2 separate regions of the Homo sapiens genome follow, and region 2 is linked to region 1. The links are chromatin loops, found by intact Hi-C in ENCODE. Cell type or tissue: upper lobe of right lung. All regions are shown on one strand. Each heading gives the region's core, and the rest is flanking DNA. Links, peaks and the distances in the headings are about the cores only.

Evidence for each region. A loop is a pair of places that touch in the nucleus more often than their neighbours do. Peaks named below come from ENCODE experiments on the same cell type or tissue, not always from the same donor. Only the 100,000 strongest peaks of a DNase experiment are listed, where the experiment ranks them.
Region 2: it touches region 1 in a loop (5-fold over the local background); 1 of 110 quality-filtered maps calls a loop at or near these places.

What each region holds. Positions count from the first base shown.
Region 1 is chr22:48,446,346-48,454,532 of GRCh38, forward strand. No RefSeq gene overlaps it. Among named protein-coding and RNA genes, the nearest start is that of TAFA5, 39 kb to the right of the region's middle. RefSeq lists an enhancer at 1-565. In upper lobe of right lung, for the core only: no CTCF peak of the experiment used is centred there; a DNase peak (open chromatin) is centred at 4,276.
Region 2 is chr22:48,896,022-48,904,208 of GRCh38, forward strand. It overlaps LINC01310 (long intergenic non-protein coding RNA 1310), which reads left to right. Exons shown (of 7, transcript NR_038944.1): 6 at 1-122; 7 at 777-2,365. Among named protein-coding and RNA genes, the nearest start is that of LINC01310, 33 kb to the left of the region's middle. RefSeq lists an enhancer at 6,435-6,935. In upper lobe of right lung, for the core only: no CTCF peak of the experiment used is centred there; a DNase peak (open chromatin) is centred at 4,210.

The DNA of each region.
Region 1 (8,187 bases), core at 1,641-6,640:
GAGAGCTGGTGGGTGGCTCTAGCTGCAGGAGTGACAGGTAGGGAGGTGAGGCTTCTCTCAGACCCCCCAACCCCCTCCAGGGATGGAGACCTTCTGGGCCTCTGACAGCCCAATGCTGGCTCCTAAAAATTTACCCTATTCATCATAAATTCCCACAACTATTTTTTTTCCCTTAAATGAGCATTGAAATTTATGGGTGATCATGGAAACCTCTCATCACATGTGAGTCAGAGCCACGAAAATGATGAAGCAGGAATTCTAATTTTTAATGAAAGAGCTGACCCAGGCTGAGTCATAAAAGATCAGACGCTGCCGTGTCTACTTGTCTCTGGATACACCCATTCCTTCTTACCCTGGTGAGGAGTGGTCTCGATTCTGTGATTCTGCCATCGGCAACTGTGAGCTCTGTGCTTCTCTGTGGAGCCCACCACTGACCCAGCTAAGGCACCAGGACGCACAGAACAAGGGGCCCTGGGTCACTGTCTCGGTGTCCCATGCTGTCCTACCCGATGGAGGGGCTGTAGGAGACCTCGTCACACCTAGGCCTGTCCCTGGAGCACAGTAGGTCTTCAGCCCCCTTAACTGAGCAATGTGCCTACACCCCAAGCCCAGAGCACTGCCCACAACACAGAGGACAATGAGAGCCATTCTCTTCTGCCATCCATTCCTTCCTCAGCTCGGCCTTCTCTACCCTGTTCCTGCCAGCCATCGAGAAAGTGAGGTCTTCATGGCCAGAGATCTCTGCCAAGCCCCCTACAGCAGAGCTTCCATATCAGACAGAGTGGGTACAACACGCACATCGTGAAATGACGTGAGGGCAGGACTTTCTCAGCCCTGACTGGAACCCAGCCTCCACACTCACTGTTCCAAGAATCCACTTAACCTCTCTACACCTATATTTCCTCACTGAAAGATTGGGGTCACAAGGCCAACACAGGGTCACTTCTGGGATTTAATGAAACAATATGGATCAAGGCCCAGCCCATCATCAGTGCTGTCATTAGTAGCTTCCCCCTGAGTGTTCCATCTACCTGCACGTCTGCTAGCCTTGCTTTCCGATGCGAGCAGGGATTTTCTCTATCTGAATAATCCAACCACTGGACCATGGCATACTGATGCTGAGAAAGTCAGCGTGTTCCCTAACCTCAGTACCACTGAACAGGAACATAGACGGATATGGGGTACTCAGGAAGTGCTTCATGACCATGTAAAGAAATGGGTATGGACAAATCCATGGATTCAGTGAATAATATGGAGCTGAATTAGGTGTACAGCAAAGCCCTCATTTTACAGGGTATTGAAAGCCAATATCTACAGAGACTGGATCACTCGCCCAATATGGCCAGGAAGAGAATGGCAGAGCCAGTGCTGGGCTGGCCAAGGGAAGTCTCACAGGACTCCCAACATCTGAGACAGCTAAATTATAAAGGAAATGCACTTTTAAAGATAATCAAATCAGGGACACTTCATTGAAGATTCAGCTCAGGCAGAAGGATTCTTTTTAACCCCAAACTCCATGGTCAGCAAATAAACACCCCATGTATTTGCATCCTCCATTCCCAGCTCTTCTACAGACACCATACAGCCCAGACAACTGTGTTCTGCCCTACAGCCTGACAACAGCCTGCCTTCCCATGATGTTCTCTCTACAGCCTGACAACAGCCTGCCTTCCCATGATGTTCTCTCTACAGCCTGACAGCAGCCTCCCTTCCCATGATGCTCTGCTTTACAGCCTGACAGCAGCCTCCCTTCCCGTGATGCTCTGCCCGACAGCCAACAAGTCTATCCTCCCATGATGTTCTGCTCTACAATCTGACAACAGCCCTCTCTCTCATGATGCTCTGCTTTACAGTCTGACAACAGTCTTCCTTCCCATGACGTTCTGCCCTACAGGCTAACAAGAGCCTTCCTTCCAATGATGCTCTGCCCAACAGCCAACAACAGCCTTACTTTCTTATGCTGCTCTGCCCAACAGCCACCAACAGTCTGCTTCCCATGATGCTTTTCCCTAGAACCAGCAACAGTCGGCCGTCCCATGATGCTCTGCCCTAGAACAAACAAGATTCTTCCCTCCCATGATACTCTTCTTTAGAACCAACAGCAGCCTGCCCTCCCATGATGCTCTGCCCTAGAACAAACAACATTCTGCCCTCCCATGATACTCTTCTTTAAAACCAACAACAGTCTGCCTTCCCATGATGTTCTGCCCAACAGCCAACAACAGTCTGCCCTCCCATGATGCTCTTCCCTAGAACCAACAACAATCTCCCCTCCCATGATGAAGGAAGCATCCCGTGATGCTCTGCTCTACAATCTGATAACAGCCCTCTTTCCTGTGATGCTATGCTGTACAGCCTGACAACAGTCTTCCTTCCCATGATGACCTGCCCTACAGCCTGACAAGAGCCTCCCTTCTCATGATGCCCTGCCCAACAGCTGACAACAGTTCGCCCTCCCATGATGCTGTTTCCCAGAACCAACAACAGTCTGCCCTCCCATGATGCTCTGCCCCACAGCCAACAACAGTCTTCCTTCCCATGATGCTCTGCCCTACAACCGACAGCCACACCTCCCTTGGCACCAGGATTTGCCTCCAGTCTGACAGCCTTCCTTCCCAGCATGCCTTGCCCTGGCCTGGGCAGTGTTGTCCACACCCACATGAGGGTGGTGTCGGTGCTGCCCACGTCCCAGCTGTGAGGTCAGCCAGCCACAGAAGCAGCAGCTGTGGGGACAAGCTTCTGTGCGCAGCTCTGTCGTTCAGCAGCTGTGTCCTTCAGAAAGCCCTGGAGCTCTCTGGGCCTCAGGTGGCCTTTCGGAGTGTAGACAACGCCAACAGCTCTGACCACAGACAGCCATGGCAGGCAGGTCTGTCAGTGACTAAGGAATATGCCCAGCAGAGACACGGCAAGACCACAAACCATCTTGGGACCCTGAGAAAGAAGACACGGTGGGCGGATTCAACAGTCTTATGGGGTCACAATGCACAGGGCTTGGTGAGTGACTGGGTGCAGAGGGTGACAGAGGAGACAGTGAAGGAGTCTTGGGTCCTAAAGTGGCACCTGTGGGGGTCGCTGTGTTCCATCCTGTGCTGCAGACCCAGGGCCCAGCCACAGAACTCGGGAGAGGGGTGGGGAGAGGGTGCGGGGAAGAAGAGGGGCCAGGTGCTCTGCCCACACACTGAGTCTGAGGAGCCATCCAGGAGCAGAGGGCTGGAAGGTGCTGGGACCTGGGGGGCTCTTGGCTCAGGAGGGGGCTGTGCTGGAGCATCGCCAGCAGAGGGAAGCCCTGGGATCGGCAGGCCAAGGAGGAGGCAGGCCTGGGAAAAGCCCTCTGCCCTACTCTGACCACATGGCCAGGGAAAGGACCCCAGCATTGCGGCTGCCCCCACCAGCGCTGCAGAATCTGCTTCAGAGGACTTCTCGTGGCACACAGGGAGAGGTGGGAGGAACATGGGAAGAACAGAGAGCCGGCTTCAGAGGCCGGGCCCAGGCTCTGGTCGGCGGGTTGCTAACTCCACCCCCGAGAAAGACATCCTGGCCCTCCAGCCCTGGGGACAGAGACACTCAAACAGGTGGCTGTGCTGCCATCACATCTGAGTGTCTTCACACATGAGCATGATGGTGGAACTCTCTCCCCAAGGCTTTCTGTCATTTCCAAAGCTCCTCTTGCTTGAGTGCTAGTCCTGGGCTGGGTGCCGGGGCCAAGCCACGCGTGTGTTTTCTTAATGCACACACCCAAGCTCTGAGGAATGTCTCATTGTTCCTGTCCCATGTCACAGATGAATAGACTGGGCTGGGGAGCTCCGGTGGGAAGTGGAGAAGCCAGGATTCAGGGTCAGGTACCCTCACTCTCCCAGTGGGCCACTCTGCCTCTTCCTGGGGCCTACTCGCCCTTGGGTGTTTAGCGGGGGCCTGTGATGTGCGGAGCCTGGAGCCTGGAGCTGGGGAAGCAGAGAGGAAGCCAGACCCTCCCCAGACAGGAAAGAGACAGGACTCCACAGGGTGGAGAGGGTTTTCTGGGAATGGGCCCAGAAGCAGTCTGGGATGAGGGAGGACTCCTTTTTCCCTGGGGCTGGTGGCAGGTGGGCACCCAGAAGCCTGAAATTCAAGGCTGAGAAGATACTCCCCAGTGGGGGAGCTTGCCTGGGCCAGTCGGCTTTTCAGGAGCAGAAGTCAGTGAGTGCAAAGGAGGAAGCAAGAAATGCCGGGTGCTCTCGGGGAACCACATTCACTGCCCTCCCTGTGACCTCCAAAGCAAGGCCCTCCCTCGGGGTGGGTGGCGCTGCCCTGAGACTCATGGGAGGGGAGAGGGCTGGGTCGGGCGACCCTTCGCAGCAGGTGACCTGGGCAGGGCGGTGAGGCTGACCAGCGGCCCTGCCTGCTGCTGCCTGTGATGATTTGCTCAACATTGTGTGATGAAATTTCATTATCTCCCACACTTATTTTTGTCTTCTCTATCTATTCTGGGAAGCAGAGTCTTAGATCAGCAATTAGAAATGTCACTTGAGCTTTTGAGAAAGGGGGGGGTAATTTGCGAAGTCTATAATTGAGAATAGTAATCAAATTCGTTGACAACTTCAATGATATACTAAAATGGTAATTAATTGTAAATTTTTGATGGAATATATAATATTTATCTATTTTTGAACTTTTTACTGATTAGCAACAAGCTCTGGTATATTAGTTCTTTTTTAAATCTGATTTCTATAATTAGCATCATCTTTTTGTTTTCTTTTATTTTTTTCCACTGAAAGTTTCCTATGAAAGAGAGAATCCACTTAAGAATAAACTTCAGGGCTGGGCACGGTGGCTCACACCTGTAATCCCAGCACTTTGGGAGGCTGAGGCGTGTGGATCACCTGAGGTCAGGAGTTCGAGACCAGTCTGACCAACATGGTGAAACTCCGTCTGTACTAAATGCGAAGAAAATCATCTGGGCCTGGTGGCACACGCCTGTAATCCCAGCTACTTGGAAGGCTGAGGCAGGAGAATCACTTGAACCTGAGAGACAGAGGTTGCAGTGAGCCGAGATCACACCACTGCACTCCAGCCTGGGTAACAAGAGTGAAATTCCGTCTCAAAAAACCAAAAACAGAAGCGAAAGAATAAACTTCCGGGTCAACTCACCCCTTAGTGCCTGCTTAGTGGGAACAGCGGAAACAGGGTCTCCTGGGCCTCGGGAGCGCAGGAAGCAGATGTGGGAGGGGAGAGAGGGGAAAGGCCCTCTGCAGTGAGACTCACCTGGCACAGCTGCGCAGGAAGCTGAGTAAGGTACAGGGCACTCCTGGGAGCGCTGAGCATCTAGGCTTGCTGGTGAGCACCTGGTGTTAGCGCTGGAAGGCCTGGACCCTGGACCTGCGTTCAACCTGCTCGGGCTGCCCCACGCATGTCATTTATTCAAGGCAGGCCACTGCCAGGATGACAAAACCACATCTGAGATGGAGTATGAGTCGGCTTGGGCAGTCATGACAAAATAACACAACCTGGGAAGCTTTGACAACAGGAATTTGTTCTCTCCCAGTCCCAGAGGCCAGAAGCCCAAGGTGAAGGTGTCACAGGGCTGCTGGGTCTTCCTTAGCTTTCTTCATCACAGAAACGATGTTGCGAAGGGGATAGGAGGAAAGAGGAGGATGCCGCCAGCCATCCTTGCTTGTCGGGATGCCGACAACGGCCAGGGCTGAGAGGAGGAAGTAGTGGCATCGGAAGCCAAGCTTGTCTTGGGATTTGCCACCGAGGTCACATGGGAGTGGTCCCACGGGCCCCTGCCTGTCACCCCTTCTCACAGATGGGAGCCGGGGGTGCTGCTAGTGAGCGGTAGAGGCCATGGTTAAATCCAGTCCCCAAGGGCTAATGATTCTTCTTGGGGAACTGGATGAGATTGGACCCACAGCACATGATTCTGATGTGGCTTCAGTGACTATGAATGAGGTGCCATTAGGGTCAGCAGTGAGCACTGCCCCCCGGTCTCCTTTCTGCAGAAGCCTGGCTTCCAGCACCCACCCGAGCACCATGGGGACTGAGGCTGCAAGAGCAGCAATCTCTGCCCCCTCCCAGGGCACCGTCTATGCTAAATCTTATCTTCAGCATTGTAAGTTGAGAATGTGCTCTCAATCTACATTTTAATTATATCTTCAGATCTCGTCTTCTGCTTCCCAACAAGTCAATGGCACAAATTTTCTCTTTCTACCACGCAGTCCTCAATCTGTTGTATTCATCAGCCCATAGATTACCCACAGAGTCAAACTCTTCCTGCAAAGACACTGACAGAGGAACTGAAACAGAACAGTGAACAAAGTTTAAGAAATTTGGAATAACAGACTTTCTGCTGGAAAAAAATAAAATCTATTTGCACTTATCAAGATACGCCATTGCCTCAAGTAATGAGAACAACCGTTCACAGCACCAAGCGCTGCCTTCTGGGACTTGGAGGATCCTCTCCATTCTGAGGGAAGATTCCAACAGTTACCCAAACCCCAGGACACTGAGAAGGTTCAGCCCTCACCCTCTCCTGGGCCACCTGGGGTCCAGCCCCTGGTCCGTGTACACAGAGCTCTGCTTGCAGGGAGCGGACTTCCTCCCAGGGGCCACCCTCGTGCACAAGCTGATGAGCCCCAGAGGAGGCATGGGAGATGGCAGGTGTAGCCCCCAGACTGCACCTGAGTCCTGCGGTGAGGGCCTGTGCATCGGGGCGGGACAAAGCGGGGACTGAGGAGAGACGGGCTTCCTGGGAGCCCAAGAAGCACAGAGTCCAGGCCAGGCTGGCTTTGAATGTCAGTGAATGCAAAGGAGGAAGAAAGAAGGGCCGGGTGGTCTCGGGGAACCACATTCACTGCTCTCCCTGTGACTTCCAAAGCAAGGCCCTCCCTCAGGCTGGGTGGGTGGTGCTGTGTGAGACTTATGGGAGGGGAGAGGGTTGAGTGGGACAACTCTTCCTAGAGGATGGCCAGAGGAGGGTAGCGAGGCCAAAGCCAAAGCGTCAAGTGCGATGAGGACAGAAGCATAGGTGTCTCCTCCGTGTGTTTGCAAAGCACAGAGCTGAGACCAGGCTGGGCACCCCGAGATTGCAGGGCCACAGCTCCGGCAGCCCCCAGAGACGAGCTGTGTAGCACAATTCTCAGCATTTAAAACATAGGATGCTGTGGCTGGCTCTCTTGAGGGTGGGACACCCTGGGAGTTCTCCCAGAAACACCTAGATAAGATGTGAGAGAACAGGGACTCTGAGAGAGCAGATGGGGCAAGGTCCAGGGACATTTGGGTCCTTCCTGGTAACATGGCCCATCCCCATGTCCATAGGCCAGAGGGAGGTGGTGAGCTGTGCCTGCCAGCAGCCAGCACACTTTCCTTCTCCTGCAGCCTAAAGAGCATCTCGCTGGCCTCTGATGAGCTCTCCGGTGCCTCCCACCCCTAGACCCGCACCCTTTATCATGTGAAACCGGGGCACCAGCAATAGTTGTCACTACTGACCAAATGCAAGATGGGCCCGGCAGAAGGGGTGGTGGATCCAGGCCAGGAAGTCAGGGCCTCATCTTGTAGCCAACAGCAGCCCCTGCTACACCCCTGCCTCCCCATGTCTCCCACGCAGGAAATGAGGGAGCTGATCCCTTGGCTGTGAGCAGGGTGGGCCATCCAACAGCCATTCCTGCACTGCCACGTCCCTCATCACCACAGTCAGACCTCACGCCCCCACCACCGTGCAACACGTCCTAAATCCAATTGATAAGATGTAAAACATTGCCTCCCCCACCTTCTGTGCACAGTGGGTCAAAAGTAGGTGACGTTCATTGCATTACTTGGCATAAACATGATTTTAATAATTACCATGGGCCAGAACCCACGCCTGCTCTTGAATAATGAGCACTGAATTCTATTATAGTTCAGGATTAAATATCTTCCAGCTCAGTTCCTGCAGCAGGCTGGCGAGGCGATGTCCGTGGCCCAGAGCATGCCTCCATGGTGTATACGGCCCAAGATGAAAAATCCCTGCTGCTATTCTGAGCCCCTAATAACATATCATTTTGCAGCCATATACAGCCACATCTGAATTATAGGCTGTATTTTGTAATCAAGAGGATTTGCTTGAATTTGTTATAATTTTAGGTGGTTTTCTTGTTCACTGAAGATAATAATTATTCTCTACCTGAGGACACATACTAGTCTTATGACAACATCTTCACGTTGGAAACGGTT
Region 2 (8,187 bases), core at 2,123-7,122, 450 kb after region 1:
TGGACGAGGAATCCAGCTGGGGCTGAAGTTCCGCTACGCTGTCAGTTCCACTGGGGATGTGTGTTGCTCCTTCAGCCTCTGCCAGACACACAGGCCCGGTTCCAGCACCCGGGTGTTTGAGGGTGAGTGTGTGGGAGTGAGGCTCAGGAGGAACTGTGGGATCCAAAGTCAGTGAAAACGGTGAGGGTGAGGGAGGAGGGAGGATGGTGGAGGGCAGGGGTGAGTGAAGGGCAGAAAGGGGCGATGGGGTGAAGGGCAGAGAGGGGTGATGGGGTGAAGGGCAGTGGGCAATGGGGTGGAGGGCAGAGTGGGGATGGGGCGGAGGGCAGGGGGTGATGGGTCGAGGACAGAGGGGGGATGGGGTCGAGGGCGGGGGGGATGGGGTGGAGAGCAGAGGGCATGAGGCAGTGGGCAGGGGGTGGAGGGCATGTGGGGACAGGGCAGGGGTGGGAGGTGATGGGGTGGAGGGCAAGGGGGGACATGGCAGGAGCAGAGGGGGTCGGGGCAGAGCGAGGGGGAATGGGACACCATTATTGGAGACAGTGGCAGATATAAGCACTGGAGAAAAGCAGGTAAAGGATGTGCGGGGCAGGGGATTGGAGGGGACGCTTGAGCAGACACTGAAATAATCCGTTATGGGAAGCGTTATGGGAGAATGGGAGCCAGGAACTGAAATTGCAGGGGGTGAGCGTGGTGGGAACTCTGAGGGGCGAAGGGTGAGGCCGGCATCCTGGTGTTCTCACACAGGGCAACCTCTCATTTCATTTCCGTTGTAGCCAGTGTGTGAGTCAGCCAGGGAGCCTCAGCCTTTCCCACTGGCTTCAAAAAGATGTGGAGGCTGATGGGGAGGAGGAAGGTTCCCCAGAGCAGGAGGCCATCTGATGTAATGAACATGCCTTCCTAAGACGCTGCCTGGGCCGCAGCCAAGTGTGGTCGCTCTCTGAGCAATCGATGCTGCCACAAAAGGTCCTGGCAGCAGCGGCACGACCCCTGCACCCCGCCTGCTGCATCCAGGACAGCGCCGGCCTCCCACGGCGGCTCCCGGGAGAAGAGGAGACGCCACTTTGGCTGCTGTCCCGGGGAGAGGGGGGACAGTCCTTCGACTTCATGCAGGGGCTTGTCAACCCCAAAGCTTCCTCCGCCGCCATCTGGGTCTGACGCTCTCCGCTGGAAGGTGTTCAGGAGCTGGCACCCCACGTCCACCAGCGCTGGCTTCAAATCAAACAATAAACAGCATTTAAAAAAAATTAGTCCCACAGGTGAAGCCAGAGTCCCCTGCAGATGCCTGTTCCTTCACACTCCGCGCCTTCCACTGCCTTCCAGTGGTTGCACTCTCAGGCCTGTGGACGCACCTCGGCCAGAGCAAACCTGTAGCCTCTTCCCCAGCACGAAAGGCAGAAGGTGAAAATCACCAGGTCCCTGTACCATCAGGAAGGACCTGAACAGCCTCTGTCACCGTGTATAACAAGTCTCACTGACTCCTTCTCCGGAGCAGGGCTCCCGGGTCTGAGGCAAGGCTTCAGGATGCTTTCCCGGCTCAGCCGTGGCCCTCCATTACCTGCCCTGCCCGGCTTCTGCCCCACAGGGCTGCCTGGGGTCCTGGCCACTTTGGGTGAGGAGAGGATGGCTCCAGCCTCCTGACCTTGGAGGCTCCACAGACAGAAGACGCCGCCCCGGGACATGAGGGCCCTGCCTGGCTTTGACCCTCCTCTGATAACAGGGGACAGCCGATGCCCTGCTGGGCCCACGGGGAACAGAAGCCAGTCTGGGCTGGGCCATCCCCTGCAAGTGGTCCACTCCCCCCACCGGCTGATGGTGGAGTCTAGGCTGGCCTGGTGACATGTGGGCCTCCAGAGGTGACAGAAGGGATATTCAAACTTCCAAGGCCCCAGAGGCCTCCACCCCTGCCCAAGCACAGTTCAAACCTTCAAGCTCTTGGGGGTACTTTTGTGATGGCTGGGTTGGGGCTGGTGCTTCATCTTCTCTTCCAGTCAGTGGAGTGAAACAGCAGGTCCATCTTGCATGTCTGTGTCTGCAGACGGATGGTCCAGGGCCATCCCTACACCCTCCTGTGCTGGGCCCGCAGGGAAGCCAGTTCTACCAGCAGTCTGCAGGTAACAGGGTCCCAGGCCAGGCGCTCCCCTTGACCCCCTGTGGGTTTGTTCCTGCCACCCGCTCTGCCCCTCCCTGGGTGCCCCCCACCCCCAGATCTCCTGCAAGATGGACGTCAGGGTCCTGGGAGAAAACAGTTCTGTGCTGGGGCCGCTTTGACTCCCAAGGACCCCGTGTCCAGAAGAACGGCAGCTTGTAACCCCATCCCTGTAATGAGAATGAAAATTAATTCAATTTGTATCATTTCCTATAATGCACCATCCTCGGCCTGAGATGGAAATTGTGAGATGTTATTTTCTACTGGAGGCGCGTGGTTTTTTACAGGCAGTGTTAGAATTTTAATCCTTCATGTTCTGAAAAGCATTAGAATCAGTTAGCCTTCCACAGTGCACCGTCTCCCCTCGCGATGAAGCCTGTTCCTTCTGAGGGGCTCCCGTTGGAGGACAGCAAAGGGCCCCACAGTGGAAGGGGTCTTGGCTCTCAGAGCAGCACCAGGTGGCCCAGACAGGACCCAGACATCGTCAACGCCTGCACCTCCAGGGGCCAGGCGCCATGTGTGAATGGCCAAGCTCTCAGAAACAGGGATCATCGGATGAGAGTCCCCCCGGGTGCCTAGGGAGCTTCCGGGGTCTCTCCTACTCTGGTAGGCTCTGGGTACAGGGTCCACGATGGCACACAGCTCCAGAGGCTGCACAGCCCTGTGCTGCCCCGAAGCTGGGCTCCTCTGGTTGGGGCTCCCCTGGTTGGGGCTCCCCTGATCTGGGACATGAATTTCTCTCCCAAGTCCTTGCCACTGCCTGGGGACATCCACCCTCCACCTGTGCGGAATCATCAACACACCCAAGCACAGCCTGGCCGCCTTCTCGTCCTGTGGCCCCGCCTACAGCCACCTTGTGAAAGGGGCCCTCAGTGTTGAGCGTGCCCAGAGTGCTTTCCGGGGATGGACCTCACCTCATTGCCTCCCGAAGGAACCCTGTAGCAGCAGCTGGACCACCCTCCGTGCTTGACAAACAAGGAACCTGGGGCTTAGAGAAGCTGGATGACCTGCCCAGGGCCACTGACATCCTGGGTGGGCACCTGCTCCCGGCCACTGTCTGTGGGCTCCTGGGTTATGGGGGGCACCAGTGCTGGAGTTTTACTTTCTGGGAAACGTTCCCATCTTGATACATGGAGATGGTGCAGTGTGGCACTGGGGGACACAGACAGTGACTCTGCACTGGAAGCTTGAATCTTGTCCCCTGTTCCATGCTTGTGTCTCTGTGGGTGAGTGGCTTTATCTTCCCGTGCCTCTGTTTCCCTAACTGTAAAAGAAAAATAATTTCCTCCCTACCCTACAGGGTCATCAGGGTGTCCAGCATTAAATCACCCAGTGGTAGCTCCCGGCATGAGTGAGTGGTGTGTGACGAGGCTGTGGCTGCAGCCTTGAACCTCAGGATAACCCTGTACTCCTCGTACGCTAAGGGGAAACTGAGGTACATGCCCACTTGCTCACGGTCACGGGGCAGAGGCCGACGAACCCATGGCACCTCTCAGGCCCCGGATCTGCGCTGGCTCCCGTCCACTGCCTTGCTGTGGGCATGAGGAATGGAAACGCTTCCAGAGCAGGGCCTGCCTCTCGGGGTCTCCTCCCGGCCAGGTGCCCTGCCCAGGAGTGGCGGCTCCATCCGTCCAGTGTCTTCCACCTGGACATGCACCCCGTCCTGGCCACCTGAGCGATTGTTATTCTGCACACGGAACACCCAGAGGCCTTCTCGAGTGGAGCCGTATTAATAAGTGTGCACAAGGGCCTACCGGGTATGGAAATTCACAGTGAAGTTAATGATGTCATTAATATTGTGCCCGGCTCCGCAGAGGCCTAAGTGGACCACCCATTCCTCGGTGGCCATTTTTCAAGCTGCAATCTCGTGCTGTTCCTGGAAGAGCTGAGTGCCCTGCCACTAACTAGTCCTCCACAGAAGACCTTTACGCCGATAATGCTCTCCTTTCCCGATGAACTCGCCTCTGCTTCCCCGAAAAGTGCTCCTCCATGCTGGCACGAAGCAAGCGTCCAGTTAATAAAGTGCGTCGTAGGGAGACGCGTTCCTCCACCAGTTCTCTCTGCTGGCCCCGCCGAGCCCTCTCTGTGCTATCGAGAGAACCACCCGGCTGCTGCCCACACCGGGGAGGGCACTGGCCCCAGACCAGAGGGGCGTCACCTGCCCTGGAGGACAGCACACTTGCCACCTGTTTTCCTAATTCAGTGGCATAAGTCAAATACTTGCTACCATACAAGCTGAAGGTGTCTGCTGTGGCGAACCCACATCACACAAGGTGTGACCTGAGGCAAACCAGTGGGGATGTTTACTCTTCTGGGTGAAACTGGGCCTGTATTCGAGGCCACCTTCCACTAAGTAGCAGCTGTGGGACCTTGGAGGAGGCACTGCTTTTCCTGATGCAGTTTCTGTCAATGTCTGTGGGGATATTGATACCCACGCCACAGGCCACACAGACCCCATGGGCACCCATGCTACACACCAGGTAGACACAGTGGGGTGGTTGTCTCTACTCACAGGCTCCATTTTAAAAACCAAAAGCAGAACTAACAAACAGAAAAACCCACACAGCCTCCGTGAATTATTTAGTAATGATTAACTTCAATTTTTGTCTACTGAGGAGATGTACCTAGCTCCGAGCCGCACCCTCTGCAGAGTCCGACAAACCTGGTGCAGCAGCGCTGAGCTGATGGAATTCCCCCAAAACACCCAGCCCTGAGCCGATAGAATCCCCCCAAAACACCCAGCCCTGAGCTGATAGAATCCCCCCAAAACACCCAGCTCCGAGCCGACAGAATCCCCCCAAAACACCCAGCCCTGAGCCGATAGAATCCCCCCAAAACACCCAGCCCTGAGCTGATAGAATCCCCCCAAAACACCCAGCTCTGAGCCGACAGAATCCCCCCAAAACACCCAGCCCTGAGCTGACGGAATTCCATGCAAACCACCCAGCGCTGGAGCTGATAGAATCCCCCCAAAACACCCAGCCCTGAGCTGATAGAATCCCCCCAAAACACCCAGCCCTGAGCTGATAGAATCCCCCCAAAACACCCAGCCCTGAGCAATAGAATCCCATGCAAACCGCCCAGCGCTGGTGCCTGTGCCCTCTGCTCGTGGCCAAAGCTTCGGTTTCCAAGTGCTCTTGTAGGTTGTGGGAGGAGACTGTGGAGACCCACGGCCTACTTTCCTGGGCTCCCCAGGATCCCCAATCTCCAGATAAAAAACCACTGATCCAGGTCTCCTTTCCCTCAGGAAGAAGGAGGACCCAGAGGACATTCCTCACCCATTATCCCAGGTGGGGATTCCGTCTGGTAGCCTTGGTGGGCACTGCCCCGGTGCCTTGGGTTGGGGGTGATACGGCTCAGGGCTGCAGGCCAGGCCCTGGAAGCAGGGAGGAGGCTTGGTGGGAGCGTTTAGGAGCGCTGTTATCTCACGTGCTCGGCAGACCTTTGGAGGATGAGAGGCTGTCCCACCGTTGGGGGGAAGGCACTTCGTGGGTGGTCCTTTTCAGTGCGTGGCTCTCCGTGTGGCACCACTCTGCAGACCCTCCAGAAAGCACCTGCCCAGCGGGAGGCTCCGCAGAAGGTGCCTCTGCTGTGAGGAGGCCAGAAACTCCCAGCACCGCGGTAGGGACGTCGTTGAATTGAACCTTTCTAGATGAGGCTGGTCCCTCAGCAAAAAGATCCCATTTCAGCACAATAGGTTTCCTTTTCCCATTTGGAAGCCTGAGATCAGAGGACTTGTGACAGAATAATTCCTGTGATGGAAAGTAGCATCTTCCTGACAGTGGGTCTGCCGGCACGGACGGGGCCCCCAGGACCGGGACTTCTGAAAAGTGAAGGCGGCCGGACAATACGGGCAGTGGCCACAGTGCAAGGACACTGTGCTGCGTGCTTTCAAGACGCTGTGAAGGCCAGTGCGAGAGAGGCCTTGAGCCACGGTGCCGGCGATGGGCGTGGACCCAGGGTGCACCCAGGCAGCAGGCCTGACCCGCAGCTCCGTGTCACACCTGGAAACGCCGTGAAGGGGCCAGAGGAGCCTGCCCGTGGCCCAAGCCCATGTGGATGGAGTGCAGAATACACGGGAGGAAGAGGCCCAGCTCCTGTTTGGGCTTGGTGGGCGGAGGTGCCCTGGGACTGCCAGGAGGAGGTCTCAGGGCTGGTTGGGGAACGTTGCTGGGGAGTGGCAGGCTGTGTGGACAGGAACATTGCTGGGGAGTGGCAGGGGAGCCTTTTGACTGATCCCACTGATGGGCCATGAGGAGCAGGACCTGTGTCACTTTCTGGCTGGAGTATACAAGGCAAGAGCGGATTTTGTGTGTCCTGCTGTGGAGAGCTGGGGTGAATGCCAGGGTCTCGGGAGGGGAGGAGGTGGAAATGGAGGGAAACTGAGAGCCCACAAGGGCTTGGGCCACAGACAGCCTCCTCTGGCCCCTTCACGGCGTTTCCAGGTGTGACACGGAGCTGCGGGTCAGGCCTGCTGCCTGGGTGCACCCTGGGTCCATGCCCATCGCTGGCACCGTGGCTCAGGGCCTCTCTCGCACTGCACTTCACTGCGTCTTGAAAGCACGCAGCACAGTGTCCGTGCACTGTGGCCACTGCCCGTATTGTCCGGCCGCCTTCACTTTTCAGAAGTCCCGGTCCTGGGGGCCCCGTCCGTGCCGGCAGACCCACTGTCAGGAAGATGCTACTTTCCATCACAGGAATTATTCTGTCACAAGTCCTCTGATCTCAGGCTTCCAAATGGGAAAAGGAAACCTACTGTGCTGAAATGGGACCTTTTTGCTGAGGGACCAGCCTCATCTAGAAAGGTTCAATTCAACGACGTCCCTACCGCGGTGCTGGGAGTTTCTGGCCTCCTCACAGCAGAGGCACCTTCTGCGGAGCCTCCCGCTGGGCAGGTGCTTTCTGGAGGGTCTGCAGAGTGGCGCCACACGGAGAGCCACGCACTGAAAAGGACCACCCACGAAGTGCCTTCCCCCCAACGATGGGACAGCCTCTCATCCTCCAAAAGTCTGCCGAGCACGTGAGATAACAGCGCTCCTAAACGCTCCCACCAAGCCTCCTCCCTGCTTCCGGGGCCTGGCCTGCAGCCCTGAGCCGTGTCACCCCCAAATTTCTGTGGTGCTGAAATCCTAACCTCCAGTGTAAACGGGATTAGCGCCCTCAGCAAAGGGACTCCAGAAAGAACTCTTGCTCATTTTCACAATGCAACAACCAAAGGTGAAATCAGCTGTGTGCAACCAAAAGAGGACTTTCACCTGAACCCACGCGCTGGCTTTGATGGCTGAAAATCATCTGCGTGCAACCAAAAGAGGACTTTCACCTGAACCCACGTGCTGGTTGTGATGATCACTTTTGTGTGTCAACCTGGCTTAGCCACGGGGTGCCCAGACAGCTGGTAAGACATTATTTCTGGGTGTATCTGTGAGGCTGTTTCTGGAAACGATTAGCAGTTAAATCCATAGACTGGGTGAAGACCCACCTTCCCCCGTGTAGGCAGGTACCCTCCAAGGCTCTGAGGGCCCCAGTAGAACACAAAGGTAGAGGCAGGGAGAATCCTCCTCTCTGTCTTCTGCTCAGCATTGGCGCTCCTGGCCCACGCCTTTTCTGATTCTCCAACTTGCAGAGGTCAGACTCTGCATAATTGTGTGAGCCAATTCCTTATGATAAATCTCCTTCTATACATCTCTATACACGCCCCACTGGCCCTGGTTCTCTGAAGAACTGTGATACGCTGGCACCCTGATCTTGGACTTCTGAGGCTCCAGAACGGTAAGAAATAAATGTTTATCACTTAAGTTCCCCAGCCCGGGATATGTTGTTATAATCGCCCGAACCGACTGAGACAGGCATGAATCCCACGCGTGGGGGACCCACCCTCACGACCTGTCACCTCCCAAAGGCCCAGCTCCCTATACCATGTCCTCGGTGGGTAGGGTTTCAACATTTAAATGTGGGGGACACTCAGTCCATAACAGACCCAGCTCCCTATTCCATGCCTTGGTGGATAGGGTTTCAACATGTGAATTTGGGGGACGCAC